5 separate regions of the Homo sapiens genome follow, and all the other regions are linked to region 1. The links are chromatin contacts, found by Hi-C or POLR2A ChIA-PET in ENCODE. All regions are on one chromosome and are shown on one strand. The core of a region is the stretch at or near the end of the contact, and the rest is flanking DNA. Distances in the headings are between cores, read along the strand shown. Region 1 has its middle 64 kb from the start of LINC01799. Region 2 has its middle 75 kb from the start of ETAA1. Region 3 overlaps LINC01828 (long intergenic non-protein coding RNA 1828). Region 4 holds the start of LINC01829 (long intergenic non-protein coding RNA 1829). Region 5 holds the start of LINC01798 (long intergenic non-protein coding RNA 1798).

Region 1 (2,719 bases), core at 102-2,601:
TTAGCTTCTCTAATGAGAAAAAACTAGATGCTTGGCGATTAGAGATTTTAAAAACTAGAAAATCAGGTTTATCAAAATCAAAATTACCCAGAGCCTAAATTATATCAGAGCCTCTAACAATGAATGGTGTTTTCAAGTGATATAGAAATATTTGGTACTCATTCTATTTCCATTACTGAGCTTGTAAACAAATTTGAGATTCCCTCCTTTAGCCTTGCCTAAATATAAACTATATATTTATTTTGGTGACAAAATACCTGAATAGCTATAAAAGTATTACAATCATCTACAAGACCAGGGCTAGATCAGGCCTGCAGAGGCGCTAAGCACAGAAACGCTTAAGGCCCCACCTTTCCCTCCTGCTGTGCATTTAAAATAAAAACACCAGTCTTAAATCACAAAACTAATATGTGTGCTACAACTAAAACATCTTCTCTCAGATTTACTCATTTTGGAATTCTAATATGTTTCTCAAAGGTGAGCGTTTCTCTTTCACATGAGTGAGTGGGCTCGCTTCCATGTGCTTTCCGGGTACCCTAAGTGAAGTCCGCTCTTCGGCGACTCCGCACTTTGAAAAAAAAAGCCTTGAAATGAAAGCAGTATAAGTTAATATCATCATCCAGGCTTTAAGAAGAAGAATATTTTGTCGGTTTTTGTTTTGTTTGATTCTTTGCTTTGTTTTTTAGTCTGTAGGTCAATCCGTAAATATCTACATCCCAATGCAACCTCATGAAGTACAAGTGTGAGATCGTACTGTAATTTAAGCATCTAGGAAACCCAAGCTTTCATCTGAAAAATTGCAATAACAAATGCAAAGATCCAGCACTTCCTTTGGATTGTTTAGTTAATTGTCATTCTTCCCCACTTCTACTGAAAATATACACCTAAGTCTAGAAAAGAAGAAATTTTGAGTAACAAGGCAGTGTGTTCAGACTCAGGGGGCCACTTTTCATTACGTACGGGACTTTTTTATGATCTACTTTCTACTTTTCTAAAGCTCCATTCAATCAATAAACATGGCTAGTGAGAGTAATAATTGTTTCTATTTATGCGACACTAAGTACTCATCAGTCTCTTATTTATGTTGTCTTAACTTCTTAAACTCTTCCAACTATTCTGTACAGTAGGTACTATTTTTAATCCTCATTTTCTAAGTGAGAAAACTGAAGTTTAGAGAGCGTAAGAAACTTATCCTGGTTAATGGTATAGCTGGGATTTGAACCTAGAAAGACTTCAGAACTGCTGACAAGGATTAGCGAAAGCAAACGTACTTTGAGTGTTCTGAATTACTTACTTTAAAATATTCTGTGTAAGCCAAGATTGCGAAATGTCCCTATTCTAGATTGTGTAAGAAAAAATAACTACTCCTATTAAAGAATAGAATTTCTCCTTCTAGCTTTAAGTTCATAGCTTGTTGTTTCATTTTCTCCATTATCAAGGAAATAGAGTAAAAAAAGTACTTATTGTGCAGCATGCGGGTCCTTGTTTGAATCTACTTGCCCTTCTTCCTTACTGAAAACCAGACTAAACATTTCTGAATGTCTGCATTTAAAAATTTCCAACAGTAATGAATCGACTGTACTTGGGTTGCTCTAGCCGGATCCCCTCACTGTTAGCAGGTCTAACCTTCTACTGATATAATTGCATCACCACACTCATGGCCTTTCTGGTCCTTTCCTTGGATTTTCCAATATAATTAAAGTCCATGTAAAGCACTGGCTGTTCTTAAAATTGTTGTTGGAAGACTGGCAAGAAGGCAACGAACTCTCAAGGCATCATATCTTAAAGGAACCTATAAATGAAATAGGTCAAGGATGAGGCACGTAAGTGGCTGGGAAAAAAAAAAATCTCCGTTTAGTTTATACAACTTCAGCTTCCCTGTCTGTCCAGATTCCATATAAGGAATAGCAACTTTTTGAGCCAGCAGGCCTGGACATATTTCTTGGCCTTATAACTCACAGTTCTAGACATTCCAAGGTAGAGGGTCATTCAAACTGAGTTGTAATTTCTTGTGTATATTTATTTCCAAAGTATCTAATGCATAGTTTCCCAGTGAAATCATAGATGAAGGCTAGGGGAATGCTAACTGGGTTGTTTTTCAAGCGTGCCTACAAGAGGCAGTCTAAAAGAACTGCTCTGAGCTTATCAAGCAGAAGTGCCAGATGAGAGCTGGACCACCATAGCAGGAGCTCTCACACCACTTTGCAGTTCACCTGAACTCCAGCTTTGTCTGGGAGATGATATAAGAAGAGAAGAAGGAGAAAAGACATTCATGAGATTTAAGGAATAAATTCCCCTATTGTCACTAGTAGAGTGACATGCATAACACACTAACCAGGTTGATAGGGTAGTGTGATAGAGTCCAACAAGAATGTGCTGGGAGGTCAACCATCGGTATTTAGGTGTCTCTTCCAAATCCCAACCACTTATCAGCAGAGCAGTCCTGAGCACACAAATGGCAACTTAGTGCTTGGATTGCCTTGTGTGTGAAAACAAGTGGGACAGAGGAAGATGGCAGCACATTCTCTTTGCATCTGACAGTCACCAAAAATTAGAAGTCAAATTTTTCATATTTGAGTTTTTTTTTGTACTTGCAAAGTGAACAAATAGTATATTTAGTTTTACATCTTTAGGTGAAAATTAGGAAGGCAGGACAGATAATAAAATGAGCACAGTTTTTAAAAAGATCTAGAGTTGATCGTTATTAACTTTAAGATAA
Region 2 (2,719 bases), core at 101-2,600, 480 kb before region 1:
GATTATTTTTCCTCCTTGGTATAAATTTTAAAATTTATTTTAAACAAATCACTTATTTAATATCATAAATTACAGCAATAAAATGACCAAGAGATGAGAGTGCGTTTGACTTTTTAGGTTAGTTCATAAAACAGTTGCAAAGTTCTATATCTAAGTAGCGTTATTGCGATCTTATAACGGCAGAACTTGGGGATAGGCAGTGGAGTGAAGTTCAGAATCTTGGGCTTTGTTTTCTTCAGTCCTTCTACAAAGTTGCTTAGCACAGATACTGAACTCTTAGAGAAGTTACAATCATTTTTAATCCGTTTCTTCACAGTCTGTTTTTTGTCTGGATTCTGTTGTACAGCATAACAGATAAGCAGATCCCTAATGAGTTCAGAGCCAGCCAGTTAGTTCCTGGATATGTTACAGGTCCTTGTTAATCCAGTTAGGTATAGCAGGTTACTCATTTTTCCCATTTCTGCCCTTCACCTTGCCCTCCACTAAGATTTCTAATTTTATTGCAGAAAGATCTACCTTTTAGCAATGAAGAAATCATTATTATTTTTAAAAAGCAATAGTGGTGAGAGTAATTCTAGGCAAAGTATTACAGAAAAAGTAAACAGCATGAGATGGTGGTTCTACGATTCCCTACAAGACCATCTGTTTTCCCAATGAAAAATCTAGTGCTTCCTCGAGTTATGTTTTAAAAGGCTTAAGCAATCATTCAGATAATCAGACTTCATTGCTATGAAATTTCATCAAACTGTACTCAATCCTTGAACTCATATCTGGGTCCATTTTGCCAATCAGATAAAACTTCCTAGGCTTTTTCCTAGAGGCATGAGTGGTTAACTTGATCTTATTGCACTGCAAAAGATTTTGTGCTACACATCATTTTTCATAAAAGCTATTTGTTGTGTTAGGAGAACTCCAGAGAGACTGCTTGTTAGAATAGATTTTGGGGGTGGGGGTGGGCCAGCGCTGGTTCTGCTATGTCACTTTGGACCAAATGAAAATTCTTAGAAATTCTTACAAATTAACCTCAGAGGACATGAGGAGGCAAAAAGGTGATACAGAGGAAATTAGTGTCTTGGTAAGTAAAGATGTTATTTCTCATGAACAGACCAATAATTATAAAAAAAAAAAAACCAAAGAAATCTATAATTTGGAAGCACTGAATTCCTTTGTCTTAAGATTGTCACTTGCTTCTTCTTTCAGTTGGCATAGGGGTTAAAGCCACCTGACTCCTTTTTTTTTTTTCCTTTGTAAAGGTCAGCCAACGCATGCCCACTCTTGTCCACATGAGCACAAACAGCCTTTGCGTTGAAAAAGCACTAGGTGGTGCCCATTTTCTTTGCTGGTGAAAGGGCTGGATTCCCCAAGGGAGTCACTCTGGGCAAGTTCACCAGGCCCTGGCCCACATAGCACAGTGCACTTCTCTCACAGATGACCAGGAGCATGGTGTCACAGTCTGTCCCTTCCCTGATGCATCCTGGGGCTTGCCTGTTTTAGGAAAGAGCTTTGATTTGGGGATACAGTGTTTTTACATGTGAGGATAGGAGTAGAGGAGGGTGGTGGCAAAAAGCTTCGAGTGTTCCCTTTGAAAATGAAAGATAAGAGGAATAAAGGCTGCAACACTGCCATCTGCATTTGTAAAAAGTCATAGTATATCTCTGCCAAGGCTCTCCTCCTGCCAGATCATCTGGACAATGCAGTGCACATGCTAATTTTATTTTTTCCCACTTTTGCCTGTAATCAAACTGTGGAAATAAGGCAAATGAAGGTTAATCTTAAATTTCAATTTGTCTCTTCACAAAAATAATTATTTGTTGAATAAAGCATGGCTAAATTGAAGATTTTGCATGCCCATGTCTCCCCCCCAATACCTACCATTTGAAGAGGTGGCTTTATACTACTGAGTTCTTTCCTTTAAAAAAAATCTTATTAGGCACGCTTAACAGATTGTTGCTTTGTGTTCAAGGAGAGCAGATAACTGGCTAAGAAGATTTTTTTTTCCAGAATAATTTTATCCAGGCGATATGCCCATCGGATCTGTTTTAGAATGTAGAACTATTTAGAAAGTTTTTGTTCTTGTAAAGATCTGGTAGCAGCAATTGAGCATAATCATGTTATTGTCATAAAAAGAAAAGAAAAGAATATAACAATTTTTTTCTAGTAGACATATGTCTTGTCTGTCTATAACCTATTCCCTGAAATTTGGCCTAGTAGAGTTAGTTTGTTCAAATATATTTATTTTGTTTTAGAGAAAGCAAGAAAATTGTTTTTTTGAATGCCAAAGAAATAGATTCTTGTAGTAAAATCTTAATCTTGTTTCACAGGTTGGTGAACCATACTCCAACAGAAAGGGGACATAAGACTGTAAGTAGTTTTAAAAAGTTGAACTAAGAGAAAAGCTTTATTATGAAACTATGAGGATTATTTCTGTGCACTGGCTGCCCCGTCATATGTCGTGGCATGTGGCGGGTTGACTGCTCATTAATTCTATTTATATCAGTATGATAATCCACCCCACTGAGTATGCATGTGTTAAAATATTCATAAATTATGTTTATTGTGACCAAATATACATTAAATGCCAAAAGAAGACCATTATTTAAAGACAAAACCAGTCAACAATCAAACAAGCAAAGCCTTTTTACTGTCAGTCCAGTACATTATGTTTTATCAAATTCACATGAATTGCTTCTCCTTCCAGTGCCCCATAAGGAATGTTTAT
Region 3 (2,719 bases), core at 133-2,632, 420 kb before region 1:
TCTACTAAAAATACAAAAAATTAGCTGGGTGTGGTGGCATGCGCCTGTAGTCCCAGCTACTTAGGAGGCTGAGGCAGGAGAAAGGCGTGAACCCAGCAGGCGGAGCTTGCAGTGAGCAGAGATTGCGCCACTGCACTCCATCCTGGGCGACAGAGTGAGACTCCATCTCAAACAAAAAAAAAAAAAAAAAGAAAATTATAGTTCTAAAACAGATTATTTATTAGCGCTTTTCTTTAAGGGCCATAGACTTCCTCTACTCATACTTTTATGCTCTGAGTCATGCCTGTGGCATAAATAATAAAGAACTGATTATTTTTCCATTACAACGAATGAGTAGGATGAGTTGGTTTAGGTATCCTATTCCATTCCAAGAATGGTTTCTTGGAATGTGGATCACTGAGAAGAAAACAACATTAACATCAGCAATGGCAAACTAACGTCATTGCAGAATCCTGGAATGTTAAAGCAGAATCATGGCAGTTAAGCCCAACATTTTACAGATGAAGAAATTGAGGTGAGAAGAAGTGAGACCTTGACTTGTTCAAGGACACTCAGCTAGTAATGACTGAGATTAGAACACAAATCTCACTCTGCATCCAGTACACTTTCTGTTTATACTCATTAGTGTTTTCATGTTTCCTATTTTCTTCTCTTTGGCAGACAGCTAGATCCTCCTTCCAATCATTCAGCGAAGGTCTTCTAGGTGCCTGGTGCTATACCAGGTTCTGTCATGTAGGTTACTGTATTTAATCTTTCTGAATCTCCACAGCATCTCCCTGCTATTATCCCCATTTTACACTTGGAGAAACAGGATCACAGAGAGATGAAGTGATGTGGCCAGGTGACATGGCCATCAGGTGACAGAATCGGAATTATAATCCAGTTCTCTGTACTCCAAATCCGAATCTACTGCACTAGATTTGGTAGGAATGTTTAGCTAACATTTGAAATAGTTGACTCACTTTTTAACTTGCAGGTGGAAAATAGAACAGCAGTTGCTTTACTGACTCTAAAACCAGCTGCTTGAATTGTGGTTGCCCCTGTCCTGTTCCCTCTGGTCTCTGTTGCAATGTTAGTTTCCTTAGTGAAGCAATGGGTGAGAAATAAACAACATAGACAAGCTGTGGGAGGTGAGGGATGCCATTAGTCTTAGGTTTGTAGGTTTAGAAAAGATCTAGAGGGCAGATACAAGAACTCCCTTCTCTTTACAGACTAGGAACTTCACACTCCAAACCATAAAGCAAGTTAGGGTTGAGTCCTAGAATAGGGGGAGAGTCAATAGGTTCTTTCTGTATTATCTGTGATACCTGTAATACATACTTGATACTGATTGCATGTGATTAAACAGGTTGCAACTTGTCTTTATTTTTTGGAGATGTAATTGGAGGCTGGCTTCCTCATCAAAACAGAATGAGTCATTGTGAAAACACAACTTAAGGATATACATTAGAAAATCTAATAATTTTAGGTACAAAGTACTTGAGATGATTTGGTTCAATTCTTTTATTTTACAAATGCATAAATGAAAGCCCAAAGAAATGAAATGGCCACCTGGCATCTCACAGCTTGTTTGTGGCAATAATTCGGCCTTCCGTGCCTGGTGGAGTGTCCTGCCACCACCACACACACAGGTCTTGTGAGGCAAATTTCCACATAAACAAAATGTAGAAATTTTCATATATTTTGTTTGTGTATAAAACATTATTAGAGCCAATTCTTCTAAATCTTTGCGCTATTTGCTCCAATGAACATTTATTGACATTTCATCACTAGTTAGAGACTTAATCCTGGGTTTAAAGGTACACTCTTCAATCTAGAAGTTTTTACTTCTAAGTAATTGTGACCTTGGTGATCTTTGCCATTCATCTTTCAATCTTGTCTAGTCCACTCTAGGAACTTGATGCTTCAAACCACAAAGCTGGTTAAGGCTGAGTCCTAGAATAATAAAGTCATAATAATATAGGTAGTCTTAGTTCTTGCTCCTATTAAGCTGTGTGGTTGCAGACAGTTTGTTCTCAATATATATGTATGGATCCAGACTGAGGGTTGTCCTTAGGGAAGTTAACTCCCCTGCACTTATGGCCTGCCCGGTAAACAAGCTGTCGGAGATTCTGTTGTTTAAGAAAAATTCTAGAGTCAGAAAAGTAAGGTGATGCTGGCATGGGACTTGATGTAGGACACTGCCAATGTGCATGGAAATGCTCACCAGGCTGCAGCTGACGTCTAAGGTGGCCAAGGGGAGGTGGCATTTGCCACAGTTCACCTCCTACCCCACTCAGTGACACTCGTGTGTCATATTAGGTCCACTCTGTCCCTGACATTTCAGAAAGACTTAAGACAGATATGTATAGTCCCCTCTGCTACAGCTGGGAAGTAATTAATGAAGAAATAACTCTCCTGTTCTACTCATTCTGGGTTTTTCTCACTTTCAGCCAAATGTTTCTTTGGCTCATGGTGGGCCTCATGTCCTCTTCCTTGAGGGGTCTGGTTCTTGGTTGCCTTACTTTTGTCAGGTTGAAGTTGCCATGACTGCCCTTTCCCTGTTCTCACAATCATGACAGCACCAAGAGGTGGTTCCCTGGCATGAGCTGGCCAACGGAACTAGGCAGTGATCATATTTTTAGGTACAGAGGTCTCCTTACTGTGTCCCCCTGGGGAAACATTCCTCACACTCCCCACGCTGCCTCCCACGAGGACCTAGAACCTCTAACCCAACAGA
Region 4 (2,719 bases), core at 85-2,584, 370 kb before region 1:
CAGAGAGAAATGTTTGTTTATTTCTGAGGCTGTGCTATGATGTGCAGTTCAAGTGCTCTGACACTTTAACGCACCATGCAAGGTTAGCAGCCTGTTCACCCTTTATTAATTTGTTGGTGAATATATTTGGATTTTCACTTCATGCCAATAAATGCAAGAAGGGATGCAGTTTTGACATTGTTTCTTTACCCTTACACTCCATGTAAACCAAAAGTTGTCTATCTGGCAGCTTAGTGGCTATATGTAAAGCCCCTGTTTACTTAATCTGAAGGTCCGTTTCATTTCTGCTTGGTTTGCAAAATAAATGAAATGAACGAGTGTGTCAGAATTAGAATTGTGAGAGTCTGAAAAAGACATTTGGGTCACTGAGTGACTAAAAGCACTCTCTGTTTACATGTTTCTTCAGTTTCTGTCGCTGCAGCTGTGTCACAGCTTATAACAACTAATCCCTTTTTATTTACATTTTACTTTATTTTGTATTAAAGGCACTATTAAGCCACGTCTTCCAAATGTGTCTGAGGTTTCATAACTATCTTAATAGTGTATACACATTACAGTTATGGCAGAGAACTTCCTCCAAGTCTGGGTTTTGTTAAGAGTGACTTTAAGAATAATAGTTTATAGGACAATTAAAACGTGTTAATCTATATTTGAAAACTTGATCTGGTTAAAAATCGGTTCCCCGTCCGCTTATATTTGCCAGTTTTCTACATCATGTAGCTGGGGTTTTCCTGAGAGGTGGAAAGAGTGGGTTGTGGGAAGAGATGGCTGGAGAAAGCCTGGGAGCTAAGCTGATTTTAGGCCTTTGGGCTGAGGTCCTGTTAACATAACCTATGTTCTGCTTCAGGGGAAAATGACGCACGGAAGGTTGGAAATGGGGTTTGAGCGAGCACACTTTTCATGCTCAACAAAGCCTAACATCATTTTACTATACGATTTGAGTTATGTGCATGCTTTTAATAAACTGATCCTCACAAAAAATAAATAGATTTGTTCTGCTTAAACTGGCATACAAAGGGCTCAGAGGAAAAAAACTCTTTAACAAACACCTCTTGGGGATTGGAAGGTAACTTCACACTCCAGCTTCACGTTGGGAACGTGTGATAACAATTTGACAGGAAGTAAGTGGATTCTGTCCCAAGCCTTGGGAATAGACTTGACCCTGAGCATAATGTGTGAGTCTGAGGCCAAGAGCTTCCCGCCCAGCAGGGGGTAGCCAAGCGCCGATGACTGGGCAGGAATTCAACCCCATAGGTTCCCATCTCTTCCCACCGCCCGTCAGCAACACAGCTCTCCCTTTCTAGAAACAGGGTTTCCCCTCCAGGCTTGGATTCTTAAATCTAAAAAGAGCCTCTCACCTGAGGCCTTCACCTGAGAGCTGGAGCCTGTGCGATGGATTATCTGGACAGGGACCCCAATGAACAGGTGGAAAAGTACATTTATCTGCCTAAGGCTTGGAATGAAAATTGGGGGTGGGGTGGGTAGAGGCAGATTTTACTCTTCTTCAGATTCTTTTCTCTGTCTCCCAGTGGGCACAGGCTGAGCCTTGCGGGGATAGAAGAGAGATAGAGAGGTTAGGCCCTGGTTCTCTGTGTAGGGTGGTATGCATGTGTGTGTGGAGGGATATGGGTGTGAGTGTGCTGTGTATATGTGTGGAAAGCGTGTGTGTAGGTGTGTTAGAAGCGTGTGTGGGTGAATATGTGTGTGGGGTGGTGGGGAGTGTGTGTGTGGGGGTGAATATGTGTGTGTGGGGTGGTGGGGAGTGTGTGTATGGGTGTGTGTGGGGGAATGTGGGTGTGTGGATGTGTGTGTGGGTAGGGAGTGTGTGTGTATGGGGTTGTGTATATGTGGGGGAAATGTGTGTATGGGTGTGTGGGTATGTATGTGTTTACGGTGAATATGTGTGTGAGGAGAGTAAGTGCATGTATGAGTATGTGTGTCTGTATGTGGGTATATGTGTGGGGTATGTGTGTGTGGGGTTTGTGTTTTGGGGGGGTGTATGTGGGTGTGTATATGTGGGTATGTATGTGGGGTGTGTGGGTGTGTATGTGTCGGGGGGAAGTATGTGGGTACGTGTGGGGGGATGTATGTGCGTATGTGTGTGGGGTGTGTGGATGTGGGTGTGTGTGTCTGTGGGTGTGTGTATATGTGGGTATGTGTGTGGGGTGTGTGTGGGAAGTGTGTGTATGTATGTAAGGTGTATGTGGGTGTGGGTGTATTTGGATGTGTATGTGTGTGGGGTTTTGGATGTGTATGGGTGTGGGGGGAGTATGTGCATGTGGAGGGGTGTGTGTGTGGTGTGCATATATGTGTTGGGGAAGTATGTATATGTATGTGTTTATGTGGGTATGTATGTGTGGGGAGTTATACGTGTGTGTGGAGGGGTGTATGTGGGTGTGTATATGTGTGTATGGGAGAAGTATATGTGGGTGTGTATGTAAGTCGGGTATGTGTGGGGAGTGTGTGTATGTATGTGGGGGTATATGTGTGTGTGGTGTGTATGTATGTTGGTGGGTGTGTATGTGTATGGAGTGTATATGTGGGTGTGTATGTGTGTGGGGTATGTGTATGTGTGTGGGGAAAGTGTGGATGTGACTGTGGGTGTGTATGTGTGTGTAGGGGGAGTGTGTGTATGATGTGTGTGTGGCTGTGTGTGTGTATGGGGGAAGTATGTGTTTATGTGGGTGTGTATGTGAGTGGAGTGTGTAGGGAGTGTGTG
Region 5 (2,719 bases), core at 94-2,593, 270 kb after region 1:
AGGAGGAGGAGAAGGAGAAGAAAAAAAGGGGGGAGAGAAAAGCTAGACGGTGCATGGACTTTTCAGACGAATTCTTTCACACGTTTCTAATACAAGCGAAAAGCAGTGGTGAATTTCCTGGAAAAGTCCTGGCAGAAATGAAAGCCAAAAAACGTGCCTTGTGGCCTCAGGGTACGGGATGTGAGAAACTCAGCACATTCAAGCTAAATCTTCATTTTAGAACAGGAGAGGGAGAGGGAGACCCAGAGAGGAACCGACTCGACTGACTTTAGGGTCTTTCTTTGTATTTTAACATTGTATATAAATACTACACAACTAGGCAACGTGTTTCCTCGAGGACTGGACTCTGCGAATTACATAATGAGGGGAAAGAGGTAGGGGTGGGGAAGGGGAAGGGGTGGGGGCAGACTGCAGCGGGCGGAGGGGAGACTGGGGCGAGCAGCGGATGAATTGCAGACCAGTTGCCAAAACTTTTTTTTTTTCCCTGCTGCTGCTGCTGCGGCTGCCTTTGCTGCTGCCTTTGCTTTGAATGTGGGTAACTAGGAAACAGCAAGCCGTCTGAGAAGACGGAATTTCCAACGTGTAAAATGTTCTTAACGGAACCATTGAGCGAGTGCAATAAGGCGTGAGGGGGAACTAATCTTCCCATTTAAATGTTTGTGGCAATTTTATCTAAATGAATTTTAATGCTAAACGAGGGTAATTCCCCATTTGTAGCGCGTTTACTTCTCTTTCCTGTGCTTCTAAAGCAGTCGAACATCATGCAATGAACAATAACAATAAAAATACTGTCAAGGCATATTATTCATTTTGAATGTGTTATAATTACAGCTGATTAAATATGATAGGGTAAAATATTTTTAATTTTTTGAAAAAAAAATTTAAATCATATTAAAAAGTAGTCTCATTCAGCCAGAGCCAGCCCCCTTTCCACCCCCCCCCCACCCCCCCACCCCCCCACCACCAAATAAAAATAAAAACCAGGTACAATTTTGTGCCCTTGTTTAGAGGAGGGCGTTTTGTTTTTGCCTTTTAGGAAACATCAAAAACACTCTCAGCACCTCTATTATTTGCCTCTTTCGGATAAGTGTCCTCAATAACCTTCGAGCTGGCTCTGAAATTTACAAGAGGAAAAGCTAAAATAGCATTAAGAGGGGAGGGCATCGAGGCAGGGGAAGAAAGGAACTGCGAAGAGCGAGGCTCTCACCTAAATGGCTCACAGAGGGGGAACTCACGGAAATAGCAGTTTATTTTTTCTAATTCCTGGACACTGCTGATCTCGATTCTTCAGAGTCACCATATTCCCTAACTACTCTTCACTTGTAAACCTCCCTCCCCTAGCGCCTCTCTCTTTCTCTCTGTCTCTCCCTCTCGCCTCTCTCCCTCTCCCCACCACACCTCCTCCCCTTTCTTTCCCTCCCCCACCCATCCTGAGCCTCCTCAGGAATAAAGGCTGAAAATAACCAACTCACCCGGGCATGTACTGGAGAGGAGGAGCAAATAGACAGTTTATAAAGTTTATTATTAATTGTTAAAGTAAATAAATGGTTGTTAACTGCTAGCAACCACCTATCAAAAGAGAATGATTTCACTCACATCGACTATTTAGGTAGAGGAAGAATTGCCACTAGGTCAACAAGGGAGATTTAAACAATCCCATCTATGGGCTGGGGAGGGGTAGAAGCGCTGCCAGAGATGGCTGCAGTAGGCTGAGCCTTGCTCTCTGCGCATCCACGTGTTTAGAAACAAGGCCCCATCAGCAAAAGGTGAGAATGCATTGCTACTCCAGCAGGTGAGTCAGTCAATCACACATCACCTAGTAAAGCCAACCCACAGCTGGTTTCTCTTTTCGAATAGAAAATAGAATTGCTAAGGGCCGGTTTATAGGGTGACTTGGGCCTGAATGTCAGACTTGAGTTTAAGGCTCTCTCTCCTCCGACCCATCCTTTGTTTACAAAGCAATCACTACTGAAAGGCTTATTTTTTAAAACGAATTTGCCTTAATTAAAATATTTGTATATTTTCCTTAGCTTTGGGAAGCACTTTTTATAGCAGCAATTTTATTTAAATAAAATTATAAGCTATTCCAGCTTAAACATATTATTTTCTACCATTTAGCCGGCTGCCATGCAGAAATCTTGTACAGCTGTTCTGGAAAATTGGTTAATAACCAGTTTTATCCAATGAGAACATAGAGCATATTTATAAAAATTAGATTTTGAAGTCTGGTCTCTTCAATTCATGTAGTTAATTTCCTAATAAACATATACTGCTCATCCTAGGTAACATCCTTTAGTAAAAGACTTAACTTTGTACTTAGGTTTGCCTTTATGTGCAAGAATAATTTCACTGATATTAGATGAGTAATTCTGTTGGATGTAATTCTGAGTCTAGAGTTAGTTTAGTGCCTTTAGGCCTCAAATTTGCTGATATTAGGAGTTCATTAAGTCAGCTTAAAGAAATCAGTGGTTATTATTAAACAACTTACTTTGCGGTTAAAATTGTCAAATACATATATGGCTTAGGGAGCCAAAATTAATTTTTATATTTACTGTATTAATCTTTAAAAATCTGGGGGGCAGTAAACAAATTTTTCAAGCAGTGGAGTCAGCATGACAAAAATAATCTTGTTTTTATTTTAGATTCAGATTTCATTACTGCACTCAAACGACTACAACTGGGCTTGGCGTTATTATACAATCCAAACTGTTTCCATCAG

Evidence for each region. A loop is a pair of places that touch in the nucleus more often than their neighbours do. ChIA-PET counts read pairs that join two places held with the same protein, here RNA polymerase II (POLR2A). Pooled maps may share reads with other maps.
Region 2: a loop to region 1 is called in a map of aorta, with 2.7 times the contacts of the local background. The contact joins two enhancer-like sites. A Hi-C loop is called at or near these places in 2 of 168 maps with a recorded cell type or tissue (aorta and ascending aorta).
Region 3: a pooled map shows a loop between it and region 1 (13-fold over the local background). The contact joins two enhancer-like sites. A Hi-C loop is called at or near these places in 2 of 168 maps with a recorded cell type or tissue (ascending aorta and sigmoid colon) and 7 of 50 pooled maps.
Region 4: a map of IMR-90 shows a loop between it and region 1 (5-fold over the local background). The contact joins the promoter of LINC01829 here to the enhancer-like site in region 1. A Hi-C loop is called at or near these places in 2 of 168 maps with a recorded cell type or tissue (IMR-90 and pancreas) and 4 of 50 pooled maps. POLR2A ChIA-PET finds 5 or more read pairs at or near these places in 1 of 52 experiments (AG04450).
Region 5: a map of IMR-90 shows a loop between it and region 1 (7-fold over the local background). The contact joins the promoter of LINC01798 here to the enhancer-like site in region 1. A Hi-C loop is called at or near these places in 7 of 168 maps with a recorded cell type or tissue (IMR-90, aorta, chondrocyte and 3 more) and 11 of 50 pooled maps. POLR2A ChIA-PET finds 5 or more read pairs at or near these places in 2 of 52 experiments (BJ and MCF 10A).

The regions. Positions count from the first base shown.
Region 1 is chr2:66,839,408-66,842,126 of GRCh38, reverse strand. No RefSeq gene overlaps it. Among named protein-coding and RNA genes, the nearest start is that of LINC01799, 64 kb to the left of the region's middle. Within about 2 kb of position 1,351, at least 6 of the 41 ENCODE cell types and tissues checked have a DNase peak (open chromatin) inside an H3K27ac peak, as active enhancers do; they include IMR-90, ascending aorta and prostate gland, where a contact is called at or near this core.
Region 2 is chr2:67,321,447-67,324,165 of GRCh38, reverse strand. No RefSeq gene overlaps it. Among named protein-coding and RNA genes, the nearest start is that of ETAA1, 75 kb to the left of the region's middle. Within about 2 kb of position 1,350, at least 8 of the 41 ENCODE cell types and tissues checked have a DNase peak (open chromatin) inside an H3K27ac peak, as active enhancers do; they include ascending aorta, where a contact is called at or near this core.
Region 3 is chr2:67,254,759-67,257,477 of GRCh38, reverse strand. The region is part of intron 1 of LINC01828 (long intergenic non-protein coding RNA 1828); the gene reads right to left. Among named protein-coding and RNA genes, the nearest start is that of LINC01829, 41 kb to the right of the region's middle. Within about 2 kb of position 1,382, at least 4 of the 41 ENCODE cell types and tissues checked have a DNase peak (open chromatin) inside an H3K27ac peak, as active enhancers do.
Region 4 is chr2:67,213,934-67,216,652 of GRCh38, reverse strand. It overlaps LINC01829 (long intergenic non-protein coding RNA 1829), which reads left to right and starts at 1,334. Exons shown (of 8, transcript NR_038844.1): 1 at 1,334-1,425. All of the region lies in intron 1 of LINC01828 (long intergenic non-protein coding RNA 1828), which reads right to left. The region is part of intron 1 of LOC101927661 (a long non-coding RNA gene); the gene reads right to left.
Region 5 is chr2:66,572,654-66,575,372 of GRCh38, reverse strand. It overlaps LINC01798 (long intergenic non-protein coding RNA 1798), which reads right to left and starts at 1,343. Exons shown (of 6, transcript NR_110156.1): 1 at 1,208-1,343. MEIS1 (Meis homeobox 1) reads right to left here. Exons shown (of 13, transcript NM_002398.3): 13 at 1,504-2,719. RefSeq lists enhancers at 1-109, 2,504-2,719.